Regions from separate parts of the Homo sapiens genome. Here region 2 is linked to region 1. The links are chromatin loops, found by intact Hi-C in ENCODE. Cell type or tissue: HepG2. All regions are shown on one strand. Each heading gives the region's core, and the rest is flanking DNA. Links, peaks and the distances in the headings are about the cores only. Region 1 has its middle 46 kb from the start of LINC00494. Region 2 has its middle 3.1 kb from the start of LINC00494.

Region 1 (4,390 bases), core at 214-4,213:
GGCAAGACCAAACTTCAAACCCTAAACTGTGCTCTCTCTGCCCCCACATCGTTCCTGAATCTGCCCCTACCTGAAAACAGGCAGCTACAAGGGGCTGGGGCCCAGCCTTTGCCTGCCTTGTGGTCGCCCTTCCTGGGGTGTCGCTCTCCTCCAGGTGGCCCAGTATGGCTTGCCACCCGGTCTGCATTCCAGCCAGTGGGTGGGGGAAGGAAGGAGACACTCGTGTTGCAGGATGCGCCTGGACGTCAGACCCATCCCTTCTCTTTCCATCCTATTGACCAGAACTGAGTCCAGGGGGCCACCCCAGGATGAGGGATGCCAGAGAAGGTGGACTTCATTCTGGGCAGCCTGAGGTTCTGTTGATATCAAAGAAGAGAGCAGGAGCGTTGAGTAACAGTTAGACGTGTCTACAAAGAGACATGTGGCTAGATAAAGTATCTCATTCTCGGGCCACCTAGGCCTTGCAAAGCTCAAGGAAAAATTAAAACGAAGCATTTCCACATCTGTAGAAATGGTCCAGCCATTTCCACATTTGCTTCCTACTGGGGCCCATGCAGAAGCTGGGTCCTTGAAACCCTGCTGAAACACCCTCTGAGTCACACATGCTGGAGGTAATGCCACCTGTGTCCACCAGAGTCACGTACTTCCTCTTGGCGAAAAGAAGTGCTGCTCAAAAAAGACGCATTTAGAGAATCTGTCAAGATCCCCTCTGACACTGAAGTTCTTATTTGATTAATAAGCTAACAAGATGCATTTCCATTCTCCCTTGACTTTAACAGAATTGAATCTGTTATTCCATGCATTTTTTTTTCTGGAGACAGAGTGCAACACAGTGGCTTAGAGTATGGATTTCGGAGGTACCCTAACCTCCCTGTGCCTCAGTTTCCTTATCTGTGCAATGGAGATGATAATAATCTCAGGTATAGTGGTGAGAATTTAACAAGGGAATTCCTATGAAACTTTCAGAACAGAGCCCAGCATGCAGTAGGCATGAAATAATGTTCGTAGGGAGAGGGTAGCCAGTATTTTCTTCCCCTCTCCCCGGTGGTCAATATTAACCAGTATTTTCAGCACACACATTGCAGACTTCCACCGGACTGCCCATCACCGTGCTCTCCCTTAGCCCACTCCCTGAATTCTACTCGGGTGTGTGCCAGCAACTTAACATGGCCGCTTCTCTTTCTGTAGCTGAGTTGGCCAAGCGCTTTGACATATGTCACCTCAGTCTGAGCTCCCAGCAGTCATGAGTGATGAGTATTAGGAATTTGCTCTATTTTACCAAGGAAAAAACCTTGATCCCTAGAGGAAAGGTCCTTCCCACAGTCAGGTGCCTGTGAACAGCCACAGCAAGACTCGGATCCCCGGCTCTCCCATGAGTCATCCAGCATGGTGGGCAGCCAGCAGCTCCGTGCCAGGTGCTGCCATAGGCGCTGGGCACACGGGTTCTTAAGTCAGGTCAGTCCCTTCCTCCTTGAGCTCATACACAGGTAAGGAGGGAGAGAGATGTTCCCCAACTCATCACGCACTCAAGTTCATTTCAGATGGTGGTGAGGGGTCCTGAGAAGAGGAAATGGGGTGACATGCTAGGAAGTGCCTGGGTGGAGGGGGCTCCTGGAGACAGGGTGGTCAGGGAGGCACTCACCCAGGAGGTGACACTTGACAGAGCCCTGAAAAGTGAGGAGGTGCAACCATGCACAGGGCTGGGGACAGGAACACGGCCACACAGGGGAATGAACCTGGCCGTTTGTGGCACAGAAGGAAGGTCAGCAAGTCCAGGAGAAAGGGGAGGAGAAGAGAACAGGCCCCTGGCGCCTGCACGTCTGGAAGCATCGCCAAGTTTCCAAGCATCTTTCCAGGGCAGAGAAGGCTCCACTCTGGGCAGGAGGGGCTTGCTTCACCAGCAGGAGGAGTTGGGGAGCAGGAGGGAGTCCTGATGTCCTGGCTACAAGTCCAGGGCTGGAAAACCAGGCGGGCCTCCGCCGAGGCTGCTCCTTCCCCATTGGGCCTCCGCTATCTGGTTGGGGCATCTCAGACTGAGGAGCAGGAAGTGTGACTGTCGCAGGCCAATGTCTGCTGACGAATCTCCCAGCCCAGATGGTGGGCCTGCGGTGGGCTTCCTGGTGCACGCGGAGGCGACTCTGGCGAGGGGGATTCCCTCCCCTTTGAATTTCCTCCTGGTTCTGCCCACGTGAAACTGGGCTGGTTGGCTGGGCTTCCTTTTCTCTATTTGGCTTTCTTATTCTCCAAATAAAAGACGAAAAGTCAAAACATAGGCATAATGCAGAATTATAACGCTTGGATTTGTCTAACTTCATCCCTGCAATCGCCCAAATATTCACATAGTTCAAGAACACCATCGTATAACAGGCTACTCAGGGACTGTGACATGATGACACTTGTAGGAACCCAGTGTGTCATTTAGTCCTCTGTGTGTCTGTGTCCCATTCTGTGGGTGTGCACACAACAACCACACACAAACTCACCGGTTCCCTTGTGTGTGTTTAGACAACATGAAACTTTGCATCACAAAACCACCGAGTGATGTCAGAGGTGCCATGAATCATAATGACAGCTCCTGGCCTGGTATCCAAGAGACCTCAACATGCTGCTAAGTCACTGTCCCACTCCATGAGAACCGGTCACTCTCTTTGAGCCTCCAGTTGAAGGGAACTAAATTAATCTAGGATGACCCATATTGTGCAGCAGCTAATGACCCAGTTCACCTCTGGTTAATTTTCTGCTTCTGGGTGTCCTGGGAACGGGTGGTGTTTACTCCAGTTGGGACAAACCTTTATTAATGAGCCAGAGTGTTGGCTGCTCTGGGCGGAGTGTTTTAATAGAAATCGGCCAATGGGCCAGGGCGTGCTGAAGTTGCAGAATATGAATGAGGCCCTTTTCTTTGCCCTCTCTCTCTTCCACCCTGATTTGCATAACTAAGCTTTCTGCCTTTTTATCTTTTTAATGTGTTTGTTTGTTGATTATTGATCTGTCCCCTATGGAGGGACAAATCATTCGCCCACCAGGCAGTGACCTAAATTTGGCAGAAGCCCCAGCCATGTCTGCAGCAAACTGGAGCCAGACAGTTATACTTGTATTTGTAGGGACAATTCCAGGAGAATTTATATGGCCCAAGGTTGTAATGATCAAAATTACACTGGCCTCCAGCAGACTCATTAAGGGGAATCTTGGCAAAGGAAGACTTGATGAGTAAGAAGAAAAGAAAAGATCCTCTTTCATGGTAAAAGATCTGGCTTAATTTAACAAAAAAGCTCAAAAGCCTCTCCAAATGAGGCTGCAGTTTCCCTGGGGAAAGAGAAGGTACTGCTGAGTTTTAGAAATGTGGTTCTCAGCTGTGTCCAAACCTATGCCACCTTTTTTAAACCAATATTTTATAATTTCCACACTTGTATCTTGAAATATAATTCATAAATACAGCCTATCCACATCTTTTTAAAAGTTCAATATAATGCCCTAACTATAATATAAAGACAGAAGTATAAGAAAAGTAATTTATGTAAAGTAATTTGTAACAAATTAATGCATACTTCAACATGCAAATGCTCTGACTGACCGCACTAGAAGTGATTAAGCTGTAAATGCAGACTGGTGACAAGCCTGTTGAGTTGCCACCTCAAATGTCATGCACATTGCCGCTAGTGAGGAGAGGGCTCAGGATGCTGACCCGCTGGTGGTGAACTTCTGAACAAAACAAACACGAGTTTCCCTTGATTTACACCAGAGTTGCTGTCCCAGGAAAGTCAGTGATTATTAAAACATTATGATCGTCTCTATGTAAACTGGACTTTTCACTGGAGGCTCAGATCATTGTAAATAGGGTTTGCTTACATGAATGTCCAGTGAAACATTCAAAACTAGTGCAAGATACAAGATAAATTCTGCATGGTGTGGGATTGTCCTATGTATTACAGCCGCATAGTATCCTCAGCTCACACCCCAAATGCCAACATCACGCTCCTCTCAGCATTGTGCACCCAAAGCACCTCTTTAGGGGCGAGACCGTCATTGATAACCACCACCCCTTGCACAGCCGCGTGTGCTCACAGAGGCTAAAATCTACTGTTGTCTCCACCTGAAGTTTTTCTTGTCCTGTAACCTTTCCCTGGCTGGCTCTCCACCCTGCCCAGGATGAGGCAGGGAATCCAAGGACACTCAGCTACCTCAGGTCTCACCCACCCTCTCCCCCTCCCCAGGCAGAGAAGAATAGAGTCCTGAAACCCTGTCCCCAGAGAGTGAATCAACCTCCTGGGTCTGAGGGCTGCACACACATTTGTTCCTGGTTCCCCCAGGGCCTGACAACCTCACTCCTATTCCTCTGTCTTGGGAAATCCCTCAAAGCCAACTGTACCTTCTGTGTGGGTCTTGAGGTCCT
Region 2 (4,390 bases), core at 209-4,208, 50 kb before region 1:
GGTTAAACATGAAAGCAGATAAATCACCTGATTGGCTACCACTAGGCATCTGCCTTATTTAGGCATGGTGTGATGAGTGGGCTGCCAATGATTGGTTGAAACTTAGCTGTTTCTGATTGCCTGAAATCTGGCTATTTGTTACAAAAAAAAAATACTCCTAAGTTAGGTTTCTGTTTGTTTACTTACCAAGTTAGGTTGTAATTTGTTACTTAGGAGCTTAAAGTAGGGGGATAGCCTTAGGCTAACGGCCTTCTGCTTATTTAATTTATCAAGTACATAAAGATCATCCTGCCTCAGGAATATGGCATTGCATCCAGACCTGGTACCAAGCTGTGAGCCTCCCAGTCTGGCAGAGGCTTTAAAGCCATCAAGCCCAAAGCATGTGGTCTGCCATGCTCCTTTGCCCTGAGCCATCCCTCCACAGTGTGGGAGGCAACTTAATGTAGGGTTGTGGGTTGTAGCAAAACTGGCTTCTCTCTGGCTGGCTACAGTCTGTGAAGGCACTAAGCAGCAGCGAGAAGTTAAGTAAACATCACAATGTCATTAAATTGCTATGGCAGTAAATCTTAGGGTCTCAGGTTCAGAAAATGGGTGGCTCTCAACCTGGGCAATTTTTCCCTCCAGGTACACTTGCCAACAGCTGGACACAGTTTTGGTTGTCACAACTGGGTAAGGGCATAACTGGCATTTACAGAGTAGTGGCCAGAAATGCTGCTGAGCATCCTACAATATGCAGGGCAGTCCCACAACAGAGATTTCCCAGCTGCAAATGTCAATAGTTCTGAGGTTCAGAAACCTTGAGACAGGGCAGCAGCAATGGCTGGTGCTTGCTGGGGGAGGAGGGTGGTTTAATCTGAGTCTTGAAGGACCAAGAAAGTTAGAAGAGCAAACAGGAGAGTGAAGTATTCCAGGAAGGGTCCCAGCACAAGCAAGGATGGGAGAGAAGGATGTTTGAGGGGCGATAAACAGGCTGGCTCGGCTGGAGGGGTGTTTGTGCAGGCGATGTGTGGAGGGCGTGTGGGGTTTGCTCTCCAGGCCTGAGCAAATCCTCAGGCTTCCTCTGAGAAACTCCCCATCCCTGTCCATGTGGTCAGGAGGGACTTTCAGTCAAACTACAACCTCCCGCAGTCCAGGGGGTAACATGTGGCCAAGACAGGACCATCCCGTCCTCCTCTGGGGACCTGAATCATGAACAGTGACAAGAGGACCCTAGAGGTTGCAGTGGAATCATTGCCAGCACAGGGGAACCAGGAGCTGCCCTGATGCCCCAACCCTCTGAATTTGGCTCTTCACATTTAATTTTCCTAGAGTTCTGTGACTTACCTCATATCTTGCCAATAAATGTCTTCAAAAAATTAAATCAAGGAATCCAGAGGTGGTTTCTGTTGCTTTCACTCAACATTGGTTGGGAGTCTGTGGCTCGGGCCTTCTCGTGCCTGGACCCTAACTCTAGGGACAGCTGGTTTCACCAAGCAGAAAAATAGTCCACTGAATAGAGGACTGTGGTGTGCTGTGCACTGATGGCAGCAACACACACATACACACACACATAAACACACACACATGAGAGAGGACACATAGGGACAGCCAGGTTCGTGGCCGACACTGAGCAGCCACTCTCCTTTCTTCTTTTTTTTTTTTTTTTTTTCTTGAGACGGAGTCTCACTCTGTCACCCAGGCTGGAGTGCAGTGGCACGATCTCGGCTCATTGCAAGCTCCACCTCCCGGGTTCATGCCATTCTCCTGCCTCAGCCTCCCGAGTAGCTGGGACTACAGACACCTGCCACCATGCCCGGCTAATTTTTTGTATTTTTAGTAGAGATGGGGTTTCACCATGTTAGCCAGGATGGTCTCGATCTCCTGACCTTGTGATCCACCCGCCTCGGCCTCCCGAAGTGCTGGGATTACAGGCATGAGCCACCACGCCTGGCCACCACTCTCCTTTTTTCCTTGGTAACAGAGCCCTACTTTTGTTCACCCCTCCAGTAGAAAACAATGTGCTGAGGAAAGGTGGCCCTGCCTCAGCCCTAAGGGACAAACATGATTGCTCAATGGTTCAAGGCCAATCAAAGCATAGTAATCCTCTTCCCCTTTGTGATTGTTTTGCAAGCAGGCCTGTCATCCAGTTCTAGCCAAAGGGACTTAAGGGACATCTACTAGAGGCTTCTGGGAAAGAATTCCCAAGCCACACAGGAGAAAAATCCCCCAGCTCTCCTTCCCAACCTCTGTTTTGGACAAAGGCTGGTGATGCTTGAGCCATGGCAGCCACTGGAAACCTCAAGGCAAAGGCCAGAGAATCTCAGAGATGCAGAGACAGAGGCCTGACATTCTAGAGCTAGAGAGTAAACCAAATTAGAGTTGTCTTTTCTGGGCTTCTTGTTAAGTGAGTTAATAAATATCTTCTTAACTTAAGATGGTGCTTCTGAAACTTCAATGTGGACATGAATCACCTGGGGCTCTTATGCAAAATGCAGATTCTTATTCTGTAGATCTAAGGTAAAATATAAGATTCTGAATTTCTAACAAACTCTTGATGCTGATGTTGCTGGTCCATGGACCCCACTTTGAGTCATTAGACTATAAGCCACTTTTAGCTGCATATTCTGTTACTTGCTGCCAAAAGCATCCTAACTCTTTTGACCATTTGCATAGTAGCCCCACCCACTGGATGGAACCCAGAGTCTCATCTTCCCATCAATCAGATTCACCCTCCTCCACCTGTGGGAGGAGCCGAGAGACAAGTGCTTGGGGAGAAGACCATCCTCCTTCCAAAAGGCAAGAGCACTTCCTGGTGTTGTGAGCCTGGGTGAGAGAGAGATGGAGGAGGATGGAGGTAGAGCCAGATCGCAGGGACAGATGCTGATTTGGGGATGTTCTGGGTCTTCGATTGCCTCTTTATGGTCTGTTTATGAAACCCAGACGCCCTTTCAGTGAGAAGCAATTCTGCCATGTTTATTTTGGGAAAGAAGCCACAAAACCCAAATTGTCATCTATTTCCCAGTCTTTTCCAGTTTCCAGGCATATCATCCTTTTCTATGCCTTGGAGAACATTTCAAGCCTCCTGGAATTTTTCACCAAGGAGGGACCTCAGGGTCACTGCAACAGGATGGCCTGCTGAACCACCAAGAGGCCTAGGATTCTATCCTGAAAATCAGGGATTCCATGTGGGTCTCTCAGGCCCAGCTCTCTTGTGAAATTGAGAGCTTCAGATTAGTCATATTCGGACGTTGAGAGGTGGAGGGAACACTGGAAATGGCTCTGCCGCTCATGTGCTGTGTGTCCTTGGGCAAGTGATTTGGCCTCTCTGAAAACCAGTTTCCTCCCCTGTGAATGGCAGAAGTTGGGTCAGGTGATTTCTTAGGGCCTTGCCTGCTCTAAGCATTTCATGGTCTCAACATTCTCATAAACAGGACTTAGCTTAGGTCAGTGGTCTCCATGTTGGCTGCACATTTGAGTCACCTGAGGGACATTATCGACTCTGGTGCTTCTGTGTTCTACCCAGATGATCTGATCTGATAGATTTGGGGTCCAGCTTGGCCATCAGGAATCTTTAAACCTTCCCAGATGTCACTAACATATAACCAGGATTGAAAGCCACTGGGCTACGCCTGATTTTATAGAAGAGGAAACTGGGCTCACATCTCTGGTCAGCAGGTCAGCCACCAGCAGAATCCAGTGACTCCCGCTTGCAGGTGTGGGACCTCACAGCCACCCTCTGCAGTGCAGCGCATCTCTAGGACCTGGGGAACATTGCACCTTTCCATTCTTCAATAAACTTCTCCTCCATCTCTTTCCCTCTCTGCCCCGCCCCTCGCTCCAATGAGCTAAATCTCTCTCAAGTAGCTCCTGCCTCTGTCCTGTGAACGTGCCTGCCAGGAGGAGTCGCCATGCCTGGTTACCTCCTTGAACTAGGGAGGAAGGAGGGAAATATGGGCTTAGACACGTGGAACTCAGGGTCTCCCATGTCACTCTGACTACCACCCAAAGCACCTTGCTCTGGGTTTGTCACAGGACAAGGGGAAGCTGCTGTGATGTCACTGAGGGTAATGAGAAAGTTGAAGAAGAAAGAGGAGAGAAATAGCACATCTGTAATTAGACATTCTTCCTGGTTGCTTCTTTGCATGTTGAAAATGGCTTGCTACAATCCAGTCATGTTTAGCCCCTTGGGGTCCCTGGTGCAGTGAGTCCAGGACCAGGACTGGGGGCTTTACTCACAGCTGCCTTCCCAAGTCCTGTTGACCTTTGAGCATCTCCTGCCCCAGGGCCCAAGAGAGCGCTGCAGCAGCCACACACAACATGAGATGCTTCTCTGGGTGTGCCTGGCTTCACCCTTCTGTGCTTCTGATGGCAGAAGATAGAAAGTGTCTCTTCCTTCCTTGCAAGCATTTCC

The links. Hi-C counts contacts between places; a loop is a spot of excess contacts. Peaks named below come from ENCODE experiments on the same cell type or tissue, not always from the same donor. Only the 100,000 strongest peaks of a DNase experiment are listed, where the experiment ranks them.
Region 2: it touches region 1 in a loop (2.8-fold over the local background); 1 of 110 quality-filtered maps calls a loop at or near these places.

The regions. Positions count from the first base shown.
Region 1 is chr20:48,404,167-48,408,556 of GRCh38, forward strand. No RefSeq gene overlaps it. Among named protein-coding and RNA genes, the nearest start is that of LINC00494, 46 kb to the left of the region's middle. RefSeq lists an enhancer at 1,688-2,464. In HepG2, for the core only: CTCF peaks have their summits at 639 and 1,911; DNase peaks (open chromatin) are centred at 615, 1,885 and 3,731.
Region 2 is chr20:48,354,619-48,359,008 of GRCh38, forward strand. No RefSeq gene overlaps it. Among named protein-coding and RNA genes, the nearest start is that of LINC00494, 3.1 kb to the right of the region's middle. In HepG2, for the core only: no CTCF peak of the experiment used is centred there; a DNase peak (open chromatin) is centred at 2,073.